Linked DNA regions of Homo sapiens: region 1 is linked to region 2. Evidence: read pairs that join two places in POLR2A ChIA-PET (ENCODE). Cell type or tissue: MCF 10A. All regions are shown on one strand. Each heading gives the region's core, and the rest is flanking DNA. Links, peaks and the distances in the headings are about the cores only. Region 1 overlaps KDM3A (lysine demethylase 3A). Region 2 overlaps REEP1 (receptor accessory protein 1).

Evidence for each region. Peaks named below come from ENCODE experiments on the same cell type or tissue, not always from the same donor. Only the 100,000 strongest peaks of a DNase experiment are listed, where the experiment ranks them.
Region 1: POLR2A ChIA-PET joins it to region 2 with 5 read pairs; 13 of 35 experiments call an interaction of 5 or more read pairs at or near these places.

Annotation. Positions count from the first base shown.
Region 1 is chr2:86,451,494-86,464,996 of GRCh38, forward strand. KDM3A (lysine demethylase 3A) reads left to right here. Exons shown (of 26, transcript NM_018433.6): 5 at 3,592-3,694; 6 at 4,949-5,073; 7 at 5,312-5,384; 8 at 5,490-5,578; 9 at 12,560-12,723. Among named protein-coding and RNA genes, the nearest start is that of KDM3A, 17 kb to the left of the region's middle. In MCF 10A, for the core only: no CTCF peak of the experiment used is centred there; a DNase peak (open chromatin) is centred at 2,548.
Region 2 is chr2:86,214,653-86,222,076 of GRCh38, forward strand. It overlaps REEP1 (receptor accessory protein 1), which reads right to left. Exons shown (of 9, transcript NM_001371279.1): 8 at 5,318-5,469; 9 at 1-2,458. The coding sequence ends at 2,387. Among named protein-coding and RNA genes, the nearest start is that of MRPL35, 19 kb to the left of the region's middle. RefSeq lists an enhancer at 3,514-3,808. In MCF 10A, for the core only: no CTCF peak of the experiment used is centred there; no DNase peak of the experiment used is centred there.

The DNA.
Region 1 (13,503 bases), core at 931-4,930, 240 kb after region 2:
TAAAATCATAAGCAGAATACATTTAGTATTCATTAAGTGGAAGTAGATCATTATAAAAGGTTTTTGTCCTTGTCTTCATGTTGAGTAGACTTTCGGTCTTGCAATCTCGGGTGACAGAGGTGGAAGGAAATCTGTTTATAATGGGGCCTGCACAGTCCACAACTGTGTTGTTCAGTGGCCAACTGTATATTGATGTTGACTGCTCTAATTTAAATACCTAACAGGAAAGAACCCATCCCATCAGCAGTTAGGTGTTAGACATCATTCCTCAATGTTAGCTTTTAGGTTAGTGCTGTCCATTTACGGTTGAAAGGACAAGGGTATTATAGTTGATGGTGTGTGTGTATGGAAACACTTAGGTGATATGAAAATAATATTTAAAAGTAGACCGTTGTTTATATACATATATGTGCATGCATACATAGACACTCATGCATACATATATACAAGCAATCCTCATTATTTGTAGATTCTATGTTTGTGAATTTACCTATTTGCTAAAATATATTTGTAACCCCAAATCAATACTTGTGGTGGTTCATGGTCATTCACCAGTACTTGCAGAGCTGCAAATAATTTGAGTTGCATGATGCAGGTTCCCAGCTCCTAGCTAAGGTTAAATAAGGTGATGTTCCACCTTGTTTCACTTATGCTGTAAACAGGTGTGCTTTTTGCAGTCTATTTAGTGCTGCATTTTTGTGCTTTTTTTTTTTTTTTGGTGATTTCACTGTTTAAAATGGCCCCCAAAAGCAGTGCTGAAGTGCCATGATGTGTCTTAAGAACAAAATACATGTGTTAGATAAGCTTCATTCGTCTGAGTTATAGTGCTCTTGGCTGTGAATTCAAGGTTAGTGCATAAGCAGTATATATTAAATAAGATGTCTTTCAACAGAAACACATAAAACAAGATTATGTGTCAATTGGTTGTTGAAAATGTGACCAGAGGCTTGAAGGAACCTACACCTGTATTTCCCCTAGGAGCAATGGTTCAGTATTTGTTAATAAAACATTTTTTTGCAACTTGATAAAACATAACTACTGCAAATGATGAGAATAGACTGCACACACGCATACAAACACACACATTATAATAATATTCATCTTTTAGATATCATTTATAAAGCTGAATAATCTTCTTTACCGCCTTCTGTTTTGTGACTTCATACCTGACTTGTTTCTTTGGGGTATAGAACTATGAAACCTATTTGCTAAAAGTAGTTTGGGGTCAGTGGTTATCAGGTTGCCGAGCCTGTATCGGGAAGCCCAAAGCACTGGCTTTTCCTCTACTTGAGTCTCATCCATACTTCCATATCTGGAAAGTGAGTGAAAACAGGATTCATAATCTGAACCTTATTTTATAATGTTTAAGTAATGGAACAGAGGAAGATGCTTTCACTTAGTTAATTTCAGACACAAGTTCTTGTGTTATACCCATCTTGATATTTTTCCTGACTTAAAAGGAAGACTGACTTGCTTGCAGGGATCAAATAACATACAGGGGGGTTGTGGATATTTTGCTTTACTGAGTAATAAAAGGAATTTTTTATTCTTAGTGCTGTTTTCTGAATTTACATCTTTCCTGTATTTAAGGTTTTCAATTAAGGTAGAACCCTAGTTTTGTTTCTTGGGATTGAGAAAGAAACATCTAAATTAGTAAGTTTATATTTGTTCTCGGGAAGAGGGGCTGTGGGGCTGTGAGCCATCAGTGTGAATGTTGTCATTAATACGATATACAATTAACTGGGAGAACTATAATGTGTGGTCTTGACTTTTAGTGATGTTGAGTTTTCAAAGTTTAGTACTTCAGAGAATTATCTTGTAGATATGGGTGTTCACAGTAGGCTGTACGAAATTCCACGTTGGGGGATGTGATTACCCCAGTAGGATACTTGCTCTAGATAATGCACAGAGCACCTGAAAATCATTTGGCATGTGGAAAAATTGGGATTGAAAGTTAGGGTCCGTCTTTAGATTGAATTTTACTCAGTTATCTGTTGGTAAGAAAAAGATAAGGTATCTGGACAACTATCTTGCACTTTCGTTAAGCCCTAAACTCTCCTAGGCAGCCTAATATTTTTCTACTTTATTGAAGCCCTTTGCGGCTCTTTCCATTGATACATACTTTCATCTTGTAGTAGGAATTGGAGAATATAATTAAATTTTTTGAAATTGCATAAACAATACATGCATGAGAAAAAAACAAAAACTAACCCATTCTGGTAATTAATGTTGATCTCTTATGGAGTCCCTAGGTTTGTCTAATGTTACTTGGCAAAAGAAATACATTTTTCCAGCACAGCTTCTCTAACAGACTAGTTATCCTTCCCAGTGGGAAAAATGGATGACCCATTCTTGGTCATTATCCATTTCACAGTGGCAGAAAAGCATAAAGCCCTGATATTGGAAGGGCTTCTGTGTTGAGCACTGTTTTTTCTTTGCCCTGCTAGAATTCGGTTTGGCAAGTTATTCCTATTGACAGTTTCTGTATTACATTTATCATAACTGGGTGTGCACACAAAGCCAGAAGACTGTGGAATAGTGCCAAGAATGGAGCTGCTGCCAAGAATTGAATGTTTCAGAACTGGCTTACTCTGACGCCTTAGGCTATTCATTCAGATTTTCTGTTTGTCCCCCCACCTCCCTTTTTGTAAAAAAGAATGCATTTTGTAATACTAGTTAGGTTAAATGAATCTGTGTGAAATGAGTTGTTAAAAACAGCAGTTTCTTACCAGGAAGGGAGCTGAAGCTTGGTCAGCTTTAAGGGGCCTTAGAAAATAGGGTTTTGGCCTAGGTAACCAGGCTGAGATGTGGTTCAAAATTTTCCCTAAAATTGCCATCATGGGTGCATGCTTGCTCATCCCCAGGGTGGCCACTGGGCACAGCCATGGGTTTACTAATGGGAATATGGAAAAAAGGGCTGCCCATTATCAGTGGACTTTGGTGGAAAGAGATATGTGTACCTCTGGAGTTAATCTTTACAATGTGTCAAAAGGTTTGGAGAACATTGATCAAGGAAACATTTTTCTGATTGATGAATAAACTAACTCTCAGTTATGGTCATCTACCCCTGCTAGTAGGTTACACAGTGTATTATATAGTACATGCAGTGTGTTATATAAAATAAAAAAAAAACCCAGACAGTAATTGCAATGAATCGACCATATACATCTGTCTCTTGTGTGTCATATCTGTGTTTTTTGTCCCTTGGATTTGGATTGTGATTTCCCCATCCCCAGTATTTAGGATACAGAGTGTTTTTTACTTGGATTGACCAGCTGTTTGTTTGCTTACTTTTTTCCCATTGCCAAAGTTAGTCATTTTTAAAATTATGCTTTGAGTTCCTCTTAATATTTCTCATGCTTCTAGCTTGGGATGACTTTACTTCAGTCTGCCTTATAGCTGTGATCATTTGATGGTCTAGGACTTTTTGAGCCATCTGGTTTACTGGAATTGGAATGATTTGGGCTATCACATGGTTTGTTGACACTACTTTAACCCATTTGATTAACCAATTGAAATAGCCCACTGGAATTTAAATAACTCTTCTTATTAACTGTTACCCTTAACATGTAATGATCTTTCATTTTTCAGGATGTAAACAGTCTTCGACTTTCTCTTACGGATAATCAGATTGTCAGTAAAGAATTTCAAGCTTTGATTGTGAAGCATTTAGATGAAAGCCATCTTTTAAAAGGTATATGCATTATCTAGTGGTGATAGTTCACGAGTTGACCAATGATTAGCTTGTGAGAAACTAGGGTTTAGCCTCTCATTCATTTGCTCATGGAAATTTCTTTTTTCTTTTTTTTTTTTTTTGAGACAGTCTAGTTCCTAGGCTGGAGTGCCAGTGGTGCTGTCTTGGCTCACTGCAACCTCTGCCTTACAAGTAGCTAGGACTACAGGCACGCACCACCACACCCGGCTAGTTTTTGTATTTTTAGTAGAGACAAGATTTCACTATTTCACCATGTTGGCCAGGCTGGTGTCAAACTCCTGGCCTTAAGTGATCTGCCTGCCAAGTGTGAGCCATCACGCCGGGCCATTTCTTACTTTTTTTCTAAAATAAATTTTTAAGAAATTTAAAATTTAAAATTCAAAAAATGTGTGTGTTGCTAAAACCTCTGAAATTTGGAAAGTTCAGGGATTATATGAAACTAACAGTAAAGTAGGGCCAGGCACAGTGGCTCAAGCCTGTGATCCCAGCACTTTGGGACATCCAAAGTGGGAGGATTGCTTGAGCCTAGGATAGGAGTTCAAGACCAGCTTGGGCAACACAGGGAGACGTCGATCTCTACAAAACATTTTTAAAAAAATTAGCCCGGTGTGGTGGCACATGCCTGTAATCCCAGCTACTCAGGAGGCTGAGGCAGGAGGATCACTTGAACCCAGGAGGTCAAGGCTACAGTGATCCCTGATTACACTGCTACACTCCAGCCTGGGTGAGAGCAAGACCCTGTCTCAAAAAAAAAAAAAAAAAAAAGAAAAGAAAAAAGATATTTTTAAAGCTCAGCTATATTTTGATGTGGAATTTGATATGTTTGGAATATCAGCCATATAAAATGGATAAGGCATTAATTTGATACTCCTTACCTTCCCATTTGTGTTACTGAGTTTCTACAATCATACATTTTTTTTCTGTGTTTTTTAGATTATCAGACATAGTATTTTTGTTGGGGTTCCTGAATTTGATTCCTCTAAAACTACACAGGACAGTGAGTGAGGTCTTGATGAATTGTCTAATACTACTTTGGTCCGATACAAAATAAAAAGTTTAAATTTTCTCATAGCTTTTCTGAAATGTCAGTCATCTTATGTTTGTAGTGATTCTTTTAATGTTTACTTTTGCGTTTTTTTAAAAAAGACTTAGGAAAAGATTGTCCTGGATGATGTTGCTATTGGGAGATAATGCAAATTGCTCTAAGATTTTTTTTTTTTTTTTTTTTTTAAGGTGACAAAAACTTAGTTGGTTCAGAAGTAAAAATTTATAGCTTGGACCCATCTACTCAGTGGTTTTCAGCAACCGTTATAAATGGAAACCCAGCATCAAAAACTCTTCAAGTCAACTGTGAGGAGGTAAAGACAACAATAACTCTTTGTAAGATAACTCGACAAAGCATGATAACTATACAAAGCATTTATGATTTTCTAGGCACTAAATACCTTTATTATTTTATAGGGTAGAAATAATTACAGTTGTTTTAAAAAGAAATTATTCATAAGAAGCTCCTATTGTTATGTTAATGAACCTGATTTTCAGTATGTTCTTGAGCATTTTTTATTTTCCGGTATCTTTGTTTCATTTATTTTTAAGATTCCAGCACTGAAAATTGTTGATCCGTCACTGATTCATGTTGAAGTTGTACACGATAACCTTGTGACATGTGGTAAGATATGTTATTAAAATCTTTCTTCTCCTTCCTCCTTTCCTCCGTTCTTCTCACATTAAGAGAAACAGGGAAGCCAACTTAACCTATTTTTAAATATTTTAGGTAATTCTGCAAGAATTGGAGCTGTAAAACGCAAGTCTTCTGAGAATAATGGAACCCTGGTTTCCAAACAAGCAAAATCTTGCTCTGAGGTAACCTTTATTTATGTCACTTGTGTAAAGCTTTCCTTAACTCCAACATTGCATGGCTAGTTTTTATTTTTTATTATTTATTTAATTATTTTTATTTTTTTAGAGATAGGATCTCACTCTGTCACTCAGACTGGAGTGCAGTGGTGCAACCAGAGCTTACTGCAGCCTTGAACTCCTGCCTCCATAGTAGCTGGGACTGCAGGCATGTGTCATGCATGACACCTGGCTAATTTTTGTGTTTTTTGTAGAGACAGGGTCTTGGTATGTTGACCAGACTGGTCTTGAATTCCTGGGCTCAAGCGATCCTCCCGCCTCAGCTTCCCAAACTGCTGAGATTACAGTCATGAGTGAGCTACTGCCCCTGGCTGCGTGGCAAATTTTTTTAGTGTTATATTGCTGTCTGCTCTTCTTTGCTAGTTCCAGATCTTGGCCATAATTTCTACACTGAAGCAGATGGAGATAATATAAGTTTATGGTTCACTATTTTATGTAAAAAAGTTTCATTTTTTGGTATTTGCTGGAGATTCTCAATAGATTTGACAATTTCACCATGTGGAAGTGTTCTTAAAGGTAAATTGAGTTGTGTGTGTCAATGCCTGGCATGAAAAGAGGGAAGGAGCCTTAGAATTCTGAGTAGTTTGGGTGTTGAAATAGGACCTTCACCTTCTCAATAATAAGGAATTTAATTGGTCATTTATGATTGGGTAAACAAATGTATTTCAAGGAAAGTGATTGGTTTGCCATTACTAATTTCTGTCCAGAAAAGTATAGGCTTTTGTGAATGCTACTGTGGGTTCAGGTACCAGATTTAATTCTATTCTGAAATAGTTACCATTTGGACCGAGACTATTTCTCTTTTAGGTGAATTAAATCATTAGGACCTATTCCAATACAAATAACTTTCTGGCACCTTAGGAATCCAAATGCCTAAATGTCACATGGATAGTTTCCTGTGTTATAATTATCAAAAACTCCTTTATAATGCTCTGCCCCAGGCTGGAGTTTAAAATTTAAAAACTGACCAAGGCCAGGAGAAATGGCATGGGGAGTGGGCCAGGAAGCCAATGAATAAATCTGGGTTTCTTGATTAAGGGCAGACTGGACTACAGCATCGACTAGAACCAAAGCTAGCACTGTGCCACACAAACACTTGAGTCTGTGTAGCTAGGATGGTTAATTGGCTTTCTTGAATCTTTCCTGTATACAGGCAACAGGAACTTTGATACTTCACCAAAAGCTTTGTAAACCAGTGTCTGAAGCCTCTGTCCTCCTTTGAAGGGTATAGGCTTTGACCTCTTGAGGCTCAGGTTGTTTAGGAAAGAATGAAGAGTTAAGTATGGAAATTAGTCTTACTACCTTTCATTTTTGCCTTAAAGTTTACAAGGTAATTTCAAGTACATCCATCCAAGAAACCATAGTTACTGTATTAAGTACTCACTGTGTGGTGGATACTTGGTCCTGGAGATTGAAAGGTATCTGGAGTTCCTGTCTCAGATTCCATAGGATAGTGAGGGAGACAGACTTCCAGAGGGCTCCCACAAGTGCAGGGAGAGTGCTCTGGTCAGGAGCTCTGCAGGTGCCTCAAGAAGCAGCCTGGGCAGAGCCTCTCAGACAGGGAGGACGTGTCTTGTTTGGTGAAGGGCAAATGTTTCATTGTGGCAGGGGCACAGGAGGCATGGAAAAAGAGAAGCAGGGTCAGAGATAGGAAGTTTGGGTTTTATGCTGCAGATGAAGAGGGGGTGTCTGGGGTGTTCAGGGGTTTTAAGTTCAGGAGATTGACTTAAGCTCTGTAGATGATGGATGAGGGAAGGACATGAGAATAGAAATGAGGGCACTGATGAGGTTAGTTGTATTGCACATCATAAATAGGCTTGAGGTGAGGCGGTAGCTAAGGGGGTGGAGAGCTATTTAGGAGACAGCAGTAGTTGGATTTGGTGGAAGACTAGGTGTTAGGACTGAAGAAGCACAGGAATCTAGCTAATGAAGTAGGTAGAACAAATGGAATGTCTGCCTCAAAGAACATGACAGTTCTAGCTTAGGAAGCCCAAGTGACATGGTCAGGCAATTATTTATGATACTATATAGTCTCCCAGTATAGAAAGGGGCTGAGCTGCTGAGGAATAGGGGTCCCTGGTCTAGAAGGGAACAGATAGTAAGGCTCTGGGTAATTAATGTGGCCAGGACTACACAGAGGATGTCAAGCTCAGAGACAATATTGTCAAGTAATCCATAGTATTAGAAGCTGAGAGATAAACAGGATATAATAATAATTTCTTTATGTCAGGTTTTAACGTTAGAGAAATTGTTGGCAGTCTAGAGTTAGAAGTAGTAAATATCAGTTTGGAGAAGTTGGTTGTGTGTTGCCTGTCATGGGGAATGTGTCAGTGTAAATTGGGAGTATGATGAAGAGGAGAGCTGAGCTGTGAGACTTGCTGAGGAAGAAGGGTTGGGAATAGGAATGACGTATCCTGTTGGATGGTGGAGCGATCAATCTGGGGTGCAAGCAGAACTGAGGTCAGTGGGAACCTCCCTTGGGGGAAGGTGCCTTCAGAATGTTGAGTGTGTCAGCAATGAGAAAGGTGTTTGAGCAAGTAAATTTCTAACCTTCAAGGAGGTACTTGTAAAATGTGGGCATATAGACATATATGATATGATCCTGTCTCCTTGATTCAAATTCTTGCAAGGCCAGAAGCATTACTTTTTTATCTTTCTCAGCATGTTGCCCATACTATGTGTGCTATTGAGCTGATTGTTGGGCACATTAGAAGCTATTAAAAAAATAAGCCTGCACTTCAGCCTGGAGATAAGTTTCTTAACTTCTGCATCTAATATGATAAACTAAATTAAGTGTTTTAAAAATGTACATTGCAGCTCTTGAGCTCTATGCTAGTCACGTCATTCTAAAGGAAGTCGAAGGTGGATTTTTACCTGGGTTTCAGAAGTTCTTGAAAATATTTTTTTGATTGTGAAGCTCATCTCATTTGAAAATTTTTGGTTAACCTAGAAAAGTATAGTAAAGAATAGAATCATCACTTGTAATCATACTTCTCAGAGACTCTCTGTTTACATTTTGAAATACTTCAAATGTAATGTAAGGAAATACTTTCCTTCTGTCTCTTCTCCCCCTGTATTTATCACAGAGACCTGATTTTTTTTGTTAGTTTTTTAAAACTAAAAACCATACTCTTGTAGCCTCCTTGATTCCCTTGCAATGTATTATAACTATTATTCCATATCGGTAAATGTCTTTCGTTCTGGGTGATTCTTGTAGTCAGACAAGTTTTGGATACACTGGCCTGGCCTAGATTTCAGGAGGGCTGGAGAGATAAAGGGAGCAGTGGGGAAAGAAAGTTTTTGAAAATGTATGAGTGAAAGGTGAGTACAGTAATGCACTCAGCACGATTCTCACTGTGTTTGCACTTCCCAGATGTGTTGGACTGGCACTTTTAGGGTGGTCTTTAGAAGACAGGCATTTGGGACTAGTAGGCAAGACTCTTGACTGTCTTGATGAATACTTTTGGTTAAGATAAACCTGTTTGCCAGTGATACCTGGCTCCTTGAAGGTCTTCTCTGCCTAGCAGACTATTCCTCAGAGTTACGACGTTGCCTGGTTAGTTGGGAAAGAGTCTGCTGAGGAATGTGAGCCGGCAGTGTCCTTTTTAGAATTCTATCATACACTCAATTATATTATCTCCGTCTGCTGGCAGGGAGGAACTATTGCCATGACTGGTATAGAAGACCTTCAGGGAAAACTCTTCAGGTAAGAAGAAACTTTGACCCTTTGTTGAGTCAGAGGCCAGTGCGGAGGTGCACTCGTGAACATGGGTTTGGGAATTGGAGTCCTGTTCCTGTTGAGCTAAACCTTAGGAAAGTTGTAGAAGGAAATACTTGAGTTTCTTAAAGGAAAAGCACGCTAAGTTGTGCTAATTCTAACACACGGTGACAGAATTGAGAAAATTTTCGCAATGTTTTTCTGCTTTAAGACAGCTCATCTCTAAAATTGATTTCAGCGCCAGGCACTATGGTAAAAGCACAGCCCTGTAAAGTATACTTCATGGGAAGAAAGTGCTAGGAAGTGTTAGAGACTGAATTTCAAACCAAAGGCTAACACCAAAATCCAGTACTCTTCATCACTGTGCTGTTGCCACTGCTCTCCAAATCTTCTCCTTGGTGTGGTGAATCACCCTTGTAAAAATAGCAGATTTCTCCTTTCTTCCCTCCTTCCCTCTGTTCCTCCATCCCTCCTTCCAACAAGTATTTATTGCATATTTAGTGTATGCTAGACTGATCTACAGTGGTGATCATCACTTCCTGTCACTTCAGGTAACTCATAAGACTTATTGATTTATAGCTATTTAGAAATGTTACATGCTAACAGCATTCACTCCTTGGTATGTTCATTCCACCAGTCTTATTTATTGAGCATCCACTGTATGTTTGGTTTTATGAGGTTATAACAGTGGGCGCAACAGCAGGGCCTCTGCCCATAAACAGTGTGTGTCCCATTGTGAGGAGACTGACAGTGAATAAGTGAAAGGTACTTTCATGGTGTGATAAGGGCTATGAAAGGTATAAACAGAAAAATGATAAAGAGTAAGGGACGGCTTTTGGGATGCTACTTCAGAAAGAGTAATCAGAAATTCTGAGAGTGTGACATATTAACAGACTTGAGGGTGAACAGAGAGAACCAACCAGCCACTGAAAACGATGTAGCCAGAGAGATAACAAGTACAAAGGCCCAGGCAAGAAAGGGCTTAGAACACTAGGAGATGAGAAAGGAAGCAAGTGTAGTTGGAGTACTGTGAGCAAGCGGGGCAGTGAAAGAGATGGGGGGAGGAGGAGCAGGAGTGGTAAGGAGACTGGACCACATGGGATTCTTGTAGGCAGTGGACTGCCGTGATCTTATTTGATTTATGTTTTATAGAGATTGCTCTGTGGTAGAAGAGATCTTGGGTAGGATGCAGAGGATTCAACAAGAATGGAAGGAAGGTTGGTTAGGACATGTGTAGCTTAGGGGAAAGATGGTAGTAGTAGTGACATGAAAAGAAATGGGTAGATTCAATACATACTTTGCAAATAGAGGCAAGATTTATTGGTTTATTGATTACATATGGGAAATTAGATGGAGGGTTTTTTTTTTTAACTTGAGCGGCTTGATTTTATACAGAGTAAAAATTTATGCTTAGGTTTATAATCCAAATTTCTTAAGTATGTTGCTCTTGGGAGAGTGAGGAAAGGTATTAGTGCATCAATTCTAAACATATTCAGAATAAGGAAGGTGACCAATATGAGGAAAGATAATTGGTAAAATTGAGCCTTGAATAAGCATTTCAAAATGATTTAGCATTAAACTTTGGGAGACTAACCTCAGATTAACAGGGAATTGCAAACTATTACAAGCAAAAGGGACTTTAGGAATAAACAAATTTCCTCATTTAAAGGATTAGGAAACTCAAAAAACACCCAAAACCAACCATCACACCTTCTGGAGAACATTAAGGTACTATTTAACCAAAATTGAGTTGACTGAAATAGTGTAATATATGATCAGATAATTTAGTGCCTAAAAATAGTTGAAACTATGCCAAAACTTTGCCAGTGATTAAATTCTTATTTTTCAGATATATCTGTATATGCTAGCTAGTCTTTTCAAGGCTGTCAAGTAAATTTCTGAGAAAAGCATTCATGAGTAGAGTACATATAAATATATTCGAAATTGTCAGGTTTTAAAAACCTGCTGGCCAGGCACAGTGGCTCATGCCTGTAATCCCAGCACTTTAGGAGGCCAAGGCAGGCAGATTACTTGAGGCCAAGAGTTGGACACCAGCCTTAACATAGCAAAATCCTGTCTCTACTAAAAACACGAAAAACTAGCCGAGCATGGTGGTACATGCCTGTAATCCCAGCTACTCGGGAGGCTGAGCCCTGAGAATTGCTAGAACCCTGGAGGCAGAGGTTGCAATGAACCAAGATGGCGCTGCTGCACTCTAGCCTGGGTGATAATAGTGAGACTGTCTCAAAAACAAAAAACAAAACAGAAAACCTATTAGTGGAAGTTGTAATCAAACTTTAGAAGTTAATGACTAGAAGATGAAGAAACTTTGGAGATTCTTCAAGTTTAGATTTGGTGGTAAGGCAAGACGATTGAGAAAGGTATATGACTTAAAAATTTAAGGTATATAACTTAAAAATTTAAGCACATGTGAGGAGCCTGGTGAAATGGGTGAATTGGTTTCACCTGGTTCAGCCTTAGACTAGTTGTCTTGAGTTTCTCCTTTCTTTTTTATGGTGGGAAGTTTATTTTTGTGAATGGTATAAACTGTTAAGAAGTTGATTCAATACTTCCTTTTTTTGAAGATTAAGTTACCTGAAAAGGGAACTGGGACAGGTGTCCCAACTTTGCCCACAGGCCTGTCATAACTTGATATTTTTTGCAGCTTGGGATGACTTCTGTGACTTGATGAGCCACATAAGAGCAAGAACTGTCCTCAACTTTTATTGCATTGCAAAGGCTTATCTGGGTACCAAATAGGCATCCCTGCCTACAAGAGTCCTATGTGGTCTGGTCTCCTGCCAAACTATGCAGTAAGTGCGTGGTGGGCACTCAAGTCATGCCAAAGTGAATGCATGTGAAGCTGCCACCATTTAAAACTGTCACTTAAAAGTTCACCTCTGCGTTGCATTAGTAAAGTAATTGCCACCTGACTGTTTTCCTGGCACAGTGGTTCAGAGGTCTGAAAAAGATAAGCTTGTGATCCTTTGTAGGAAGACATAAGTTTTGTGAAAAGCTGGAGTGATTACTTACAGTCTTAAAGCCCTGAATTGTATAGTTTATCACTTGTTTCACTTTCCTGTTTCTTTTTATTTGGCAATGGTATTATGTTTGTTTAGTATTAAGCAAATGATCTTAAATTTGGTAGCATTTTATTATTTCCTAACTAGGGACTTCCTTTTAATATCTGTTGGTTTGGTATCTTCTAGGCCTCTCCCAGTATGTGTCCTGTGCAGTCTGTACCTACAACAGTTTTTAAGGAGATACTGCTTGGCTGTACTGCGGCAACTCCACCTAGTAAGGACCCAAGACAGCAAAGTACTCCCCAGGCTGCCAACTCTCCACCTAACCTTGGAGCAAAAATTCCTCAAGGGTGAGTAGTGATTTGTTAAAGATGTTTAATTATAATAATAAAAAATTATTTTAGTCATGGCTCATTGTTTTTATCCCTGGTTGTCCAGGGAGGTTTTTCGTTAGAGTTTCTGAGAAAAGATGGATAGATGCTTTTGAAGGTGAAAAGTATAGAAGGCACACAGAGCAACATAGAAAATGGTATAGAAGTGAAAGGGGGCATGAGAAAAGAGACTGTCTTGATACAGTGTGAAGGAGCAATTGAAATAGTACCTTTGTAAAACAGGTGTCTTCTTTTAAGGAAAAGGGAACAGATTGGTTGTACATGGAAGACTGAGGTCAGTGGGAGTGTGAAGAAGCAGTGAGACATGGTTACAGTGAGAGATTCTCCGCAGCCTCGACATGAATTGACCCAAGTATAGTTGAGAAATTTGGCAGTAGAGAGGACTCTAAGAATAATAGAAATGAGGAAGCAATATCTGTAGGTGGTAACTGTTACTAACTTGTAGAGGAAGAAAATGAGTACGAAATGTAAAGTTTCACTAGAAAGTTTAAAGTAGGTACAAGGTTGACAGAGCAAGTAGTTTCAAGGGAAGGATCTCTTCTGGGAAGTGGTGGTGGCCTGCGTAGGCAGGCAGTTGATACAGCCTTAAGATGTAGGTCAGAGAGACTGTGGTATAGAAAAGTAGGTTTGGAAGGTGGGAGAGTGGCTGAGCACACTGGTTCACTGGGAAAAAGTAGTCAGTCTGGGATAGAGCTTGGAGGATGGCCATGTGGCAGTCAGACAGGAGGAGGAGCAGTC
Region 2 (7,424 bases), core at 1-4,000:
AGATACGTAAACACATTTTGCCAGAAATATGACAGCTGCTTTCAGTTGTACAGTGAGTGTCTTTAAGAGAGAAACCGACTCCCTAGTCAACACTTGAAGGAAAAATAGTTACATTTACATTAAGACAGAGTTTGGATACCTTTATATTTTTCAATCTTGAATGAGAAGTAATAATACAGCATGTCTGAGAATAGAGCGCTTCAAACTTTTTTTGGCATAGTTAAGTGCAAACTTGATAACCTGTACTTGTCACAACTCTCCATTGTAAAATGGCGAAAATATAGGTTGTTCACGATAGGATTTTAAACTGCTGCTAAAGGCAATTTATTGTTTCGGCAAAAAAAAAAAAATTGCTAAGAAGCTGTGTAAGCTTTTTTTTTTTTTTTTTTTTTTTGCATTCGTTTCTGATAATTCTGGGTACTTCCAACTAACAGGTAAATACATTTTAAAGAGTATATTCTTCTTCTGTCTGGAACTACTCAATGAGCACAAAGAAAACATTTTCTGTCTTCCTTAACAGATTTAGGTATTGGTGGGTGTGGGGCACAGAACATGAGCAAACAGCTTCTGTTTATCCTCTCAGCCACAAATTCGCTTTTAGGTATATTTTCCTATACCCTTTTGCAAATTACAAAATCACCTTCAGAGGAACTATGGGTAGATGGGATTCCAATATGCATATCTGGCAACAATCAGCTTCAAATCAAACCCTTTCTGGGGTGGCTAAGATCCAGCTAATGTGTCATCAGCAAAGGCCTCTAATATGTGTTTGCGTAGTAATGGAACAGTTTTTAATTGGGCCTGTTTATAGTTGACTGACAGTAAGTTCTATATGGTATATAACACTAATTCTCTAGTCTTCTGGGCATATCTACGAACAAATACAATCCAAATATTATGAGTAACTGGGTTGTGACCACTGCATGCATTACACTGAAAGAAACACCAACTCGAAGCACAAATATATTATTCTTATATTTCGGCTCAGCTCTCAGTGGGGAGAGCAGCTACCTCGGACCACAATGCCATTTAAACCAGATTCTTTTCAAATAAAATTCTCAATCTAAGTGGAAAGCCCCCTCAGAGAATGCCTTATTCCCCTACTAAGCAATCCAGGCTTGTATAAAACGTCTGATAAGGCCTGTAGTGCCCATTGAGTATGAGTCTGCTGTTTACATTCTGCACAGGCCAGGAGGGGAACAGAAGGTGTGAGCCACAGGTGCTCCTGGGTCTGACCAGCAAGTCTAACCCATGAAGATCTCGAGCTCCAAAACCATTCTAGAGCCCACCATTTTGATTGTTACACATGTGTTTCAGATGTATGTTATGGCATATCTGAAACAGCAGAGTTCTCAGTTTTTTGTGTGTTTGTTTTTGCTAAGCTAAACAAGTTTTGCTAGAGTTCGCTAAAACAAGGTGCTCAGAGTGTAAGCTCCTCTGTCAGGAAATCGGCAGCACTGGTCACGATAAAGGAGAAATCGTCCTTTGTCAAGCACAGAATTACTCCTTCCAGCAGCTCTACATGTTCCCATCCTCAAGAAATTGCACCAAGAGTGAGCTACCTGCCTATCCCTGGAAAAGATTCAGAAGCTCCTAATCCAGAATCCAGGGAGGAGATGAGCTTCCTGTGACTCTTCTCTTTTACTGGGATGTTCCCCTGACCTCTCATCACACTTTACTGTGTTGTGAAATATTGTTTCTCTTAGTTTGTAACTTGTCTGGTCTTTTGACTAAACAACTATCTAAAGAATATAGACCACACTCCTGCAGGGAAAGGGATGTCTTACTGGAGTTGTATTTGGAAGCTTTATAAGCACATCTGAGACGTTCTCTAGAATCAAAATATTTGTCTATATTTGTTTTTGCAGTTTTCTTACATATCAGAACCTCTGGCAGCCCTTGCAAGTCCATTATATTAAAAGCCAAAAGCCATAAATATGTACATCATAGTTCAAAGTATAAGTACCAAGAACAAAGAAAGTTGTAAAAAATGCTGTGTTTGCATTTACAGGACTAAAAACTAAGTATGCAACAGATAAATTACAAATGTACATCTCAGCAGCATAGGGGTGATTCTCTTATCTTTCTAAAAAACACACTGCTGTCTATAATGACAATCCAATTGTGGAAAATTACCAACCTCAGAAGACTTAAAGGTCACCACCCCCGCCCCTACTACCTTTCCCTTTAGCCTCTCCCCAGCAAAATAAAGAAAAGGGGGAAAAAAATAAATCCTTAAAAGTGGAAGGGGAGAGAGAAAAGGCCATGTTTGTGAGGCTGCACACTCAAAGCACACCCAGCTTGCGGATTTCTATGTTATTAGTGAATAGCTCTTTAAGGCAGAGAAGAAACATTCTGTGGATCCGGTGCTGTTGGCTCATCTCACTCACGTGGTTTCGGTGGCCGAGGATGAGGTACTTTTCTTCCTGAAGCGAGATCGAAGGATTCTAGGCGGTGCCTGGTAGAGAAAACAGAAAGGTGTCCCTCAGTTTGGTGTAAATGTGGGATCTTTTGAGGTCAGCACCTGGAAGGCATTGTGTTGAGACTTCCAGCTCCTTTGGCCAAATGCAGCTGGCTAGGGCTGGGGTCTCCCTGAATCTCCGCAACAGGAAGCAATCATCAGAGTCCCATCCCACATATCGCATGAAGCTGAGCCCTTTGAGAGGCTGATGCCTCCCTCTTAAATTATGCTCCTCAATCTCCCAAGGGAACGGTTGTGCAGAATGACACATCTTTCTTGTTTCTGCCTGAGGAGCAAAATTATCTTAAATGATTCAGCAGAAAGAGACACCTCCGCATGCTTCCTTTGCTTTTGTTATTTCCTTTGGGAACCAGCCTAATGTGTTTTGGTACATGCCTCAAATTTCCATCATCAAATTTCCAGTCCCCTTTCTGGATGAGAAACCTCTTAATGTACAGCACACCACACCACAAAGGCAAACACCACCTTGAAGTACAGGTTGAATATCCCTTATCCGGAAATGCCTGGAGTCAGAAGTGTTTGGGATTTCAGATTTTTTTTTTTTTTTTTTCAGATTTTGGGATGTTTGCATATACATTCCAATTGAGCACCCCAATCTGAAAATCTGAGATTCAAAATGCTCCTATGAGCATGACCTTTGTGCGTCTTGTCCACACTCAAAGAATTTCAGATTTTTCGATTAGGGATGCTCAACTTATATGAAGGGCTCCACCTCATCTCTCCCACAAATGACTCTCAAGAGACCCCTCCTTCCATGGGATACACAGATCACAGGAGGAGTTCCTATTTCAATGAAAGTGAAGGGAACATTTTCTGGCACAGCACTTGAGGGGGTTCACACAACTGGCCCCAACCTACCCTTGGCCCCCGTGTCTGTCCACTTCTCTGTATACACAGAGAACTTCTTTCTCTACACTGTGCCCATTCATGCCTCTATTCCTTCTGACTGGAAGCCCTTCCCTCCCTCCTCTGTCTTGCATATTTCTAGGCCTCTTGAGGACCCAGCTCAAAAGTCACTTCTGCAAAGGTTTCCCGGAGCCCCTCCTGCCACTGCCCAGCCATGCACAACCAGGCATCGTCACCTCCTTTGTTCTCTCATGTTTTGTACATGTCCCCCAGCAGAGGACTTTGCACCCAGTGGGAAGGGAGTGTGTGGGGGCCCTGCTCACTCTCTCCCCACCAGACTGGGGACTTCCTGAGGGCAGGCCCATGTCGCATTCACCACCATTTCCTGGTAAGTGGCTCAGTGCTGGGCAGGCACATACAAGGCAGGAAGTGAATGAGCCAGAAAACAAGACTCAGGCCCTCTCATAGAGTCCTCATGCTACAGCCTTACCACTAGGAAATGCTTACCAGCCACCTCTGGACAGACACTGAAAACGGAAACAACGGAACCCACCTTTATAGTAATCTGCCTCTTGGCAGGCTGGTGAACTGTAAACAGTAAAGCAGTTTGTGCAGCTTTAATAAACAAAAGCAAAACAGCACAAACCCTTGGGCCTTAGAATTCTTTAGGCTGGGCTCCTCTCCCCATCAGGAGGCTGCCCAGGCCAGATTGCCCAGGCCAGACTCCTCCAGCAGTGTCCAAGCCCAGAACATCCTTTCCCAAACCCTCTAACTTTAAAAGGGATGCATGTGTGCCTCACCTTGCAAAGGAACCTGATGAACTGCACATGGAGGTGGTCATAATTACAGTCCTAACAAATAAGAATGCTAGGCTGCTCAGTGTCTGCAGAAGGGAACATTTCAAGGCATCTCCCCATATAAGTCTCACAAGGGTCTGTACGGAGACTTCCTATTTGCTTCAGATGGCCTCTCAGGCCGTGATACTCAGCAGATGGGGAATAGGAGAGGAGACCTTAGGAAGCAGAGAGAAAGACTGGGGTCCCTGCACCTGTGCTCATGACTGGTGACTCCCTACCCACATCACAGAGCAAGGCCCAGGAGGCTCCAGGCTCAGCCCTCCTGCTGCCAGAACTCCATCCACATCCTACAACTGAAAATAGCATATATGTCAAGGGTATTGGTTTTGGTAACCCTAAAGGGCTATACCCCTTCACTAACATTTCATGAATAGCTACTTTATACCAGGCACTATATGCTGTGTCTTGGAGATACAGCGATGAACAAGCCTTGTTCTTATTTATAAAAACTTTTCAAATAACACATTCTGAGTTTTCTTCCCCCAAAACAGTCAATTTGGGTTGTTTTTCACTTGTACGTCAACTTAGAGTGGTAGTTGTTAATACCTGGAAAAACCAAAACAAAACAATAAAGACCTAGATACTTTACCACTCTCCTATTTGTTTTTCTTTTCTTTTTTTTTTTTTTTTTGAGAAGGAGTCTCGCTGTGTCATCCCGGCTGGAGTGCAGCAGTGCAGTCTCACTGCAACCTCCTCCTCCTGGGTTCAAGCGAGTCTCCTGCCTCAGTTTCCCAAGCAGCTGGGACTACAGGTGCGCGCCACTACACCCGGCTAATTTTTGTATTTTCAGTAGATAAGGGGTTTTGCCATGTTGGCCAGGCTGGTCTCGAACTCCTGACCTCAGGTGATCCACCTGCCTCGGCCTCCCAAAGTGCTGGGATTACAGGCATAAGCCACTGCACCCGGCTCACGCTCCTATTTCTAAATGAAATTAATAGGATTTCCTCTCCTTGGCAAGTAGCTGGATGCTATCCAGTGACTGGTTCTGCTTGTTTGATGGAAGGAGATCTTTCCACCCCAGGTATTGAGGAGATGTTGGTGCCCCAAGAGATGCTGCTCCCAGGACCCCCAATCTCCAGGGCATAGCCTTTGGACAAACACACTCCAACCCACAGCCCCAGACACTGTGTACCTCCAGGGGCAATTCCATCCTTCGAGGTGCTTTATACTTGTACATGAAATCCAGCAGGTCTTCCTCCTCGTCGTCAGAAAACGCCAATGGGTTTTGGACCTGGTGGGGCTCCCATGCCTTCATACCACCCTCATTCACATCTCCCTCAACCACTTAATGTCCATTTACAATCTACACAGATGAGACAAGGTATAGCAAGGAAGCATCAGTGCAGGGAGCAGGGAAGGGCAAGGTTAGGCACACAGCACAGCAAACCAGGCCTGTGAGGACAGCTGAGGCCCCTCGGTCTGAGGAAGCACTGATGTTTTGGGGGCCTCCTTACAGGGGATCTGGGATTGTGAAAGTGCAGTTGTGTGAATCTCCAGGCACTGTGCACAGAAACAACCACAGACTCAGAATCTACTGAATTCTGAGTAATTCAGTAGATTTACTAAGGGGGCATCACTTCCCTGGGTGAAGAAAGAAGCGGCTTTAACTGAGACACATCAATCCCTGCAGCTCAGTCCTGTGATCCCACACCAGGTGAATGCTCAGGGAAAGAATCTCCTCTAGAGAGGATGGCAGCAGTGATGTGGGGTGGGGTGGGAGAGCAGTTTCTATGTTGTACATACAAGCCATGTTGACATTGTATATTATACTTGCATATTCAATTCCAAGCATCCTGTAAGAGACAGGATATAAAATGCCAGGAGGCCTTAAGTGATAACCTTAAACAAAGCTATATAGTTTTTTTGTTTGTTTTTTTTTTTGCGAAGGCCCAGTCCTAGAGAAGCAGAGAAACCTAAGGAAGGAGAATCTGACAGATGCCTCTGCCAAAAAAAATGATAGCAAGATTCCTGTTTCAGTCTGCCTTGAATACATCTGCGGGAAAAGCTTCAGAATTAATTCATCTCATTGAACGCACAGTATTTTTTAAATGTTAAATGCTAATACATATTCCATGTCATCTGCTAGGCGGTTCTTAGTTGAGATGTAAAATATCTTCTGCCCCTACCCAGCTTATCTGGTATCACACACACACATTTTTCTATGCTGCATCTATTGTTTTTACCTAGAATCACAGAATGCAAGACTAAGGGGTTCTCAAGTCATCTGGTCCAATCACCGTGAGGCCTCCAGATAGAAACCACAGCTCTTCTTGAGACACCCTGCTCCTAAGAACATATTCAGCCACCGAATGTGCTCTCTCTCCATCAACAGTGGACTTGCTAGACTATACCACCACCAGGCGTGGAGTAAAAAAACAGACAACTGAACCCTAATCTTGGGCAGCTTTACCAGTTACCACTGCTGTGCTCCCCAACAGCCAGCAGGAAGCAGCACAACATGCAAAGCTGAATTTTAGGCTGGGGTGTGATTGGTTCAGACTGGGCCTTAGTAAGTAAAGTCCTGAGATCACTGATGTTCCTTTGATTTTTAAATTACTATTATTATTTTATTTCTACTCTGCACTTCCCTCAGCTTATTTACTCTGGGCTTAGTTTGTCCTCTGCTCCCTTCCTCTGTCCTAATCAGCTGCATCCTGTTGAGCACAAAGACCAGTGACTCCAGGGAGCCCTCGCTGAATACTCTGACCCTCCCTGGCCTCCCCACTCTGAGACCCGACAGTGCTTGGAGGCTGTGCCACACAGCTTGTGTTGGGTGCCCTGGTCCTCATGTCAGTCTCATTGCCTCAGCCAACAGAAGGCATCCTGAGACTGGGGGGCCATGGCTGATCCTCCCTCAGTCTCTCTGAGCACCTGACCCAGGGCTGGGCACACAGTGGCCACTCATCAACTAAACTAAATAGAATCCTGAAGTCATCTCAGAGAGCTCAGCTCTAGTCCCAAGTCAGAGCTTGACACCCCCATTAACCAAACCAGGAAATTCCTTCTGGACACAGATACCTCCTGCCTGGCAGGAGGGAAAAAAGACCAAAAGCCCTCAGACCAAGGCAAAAACTGCAGAAGCAGCCTGGCCAGCTCCACCCCAGCAGCCAACTCCATGACATGGAAGTGGGGTGGGTACCGGTTCGAGACTGTGCCTCTGCATATGCTGTACCCTCCACATCCAGGTCCAGGGCTTTCCCTGTACTGATGGTTGTGGGTGTCAGAAGGTGGCCCAAAGT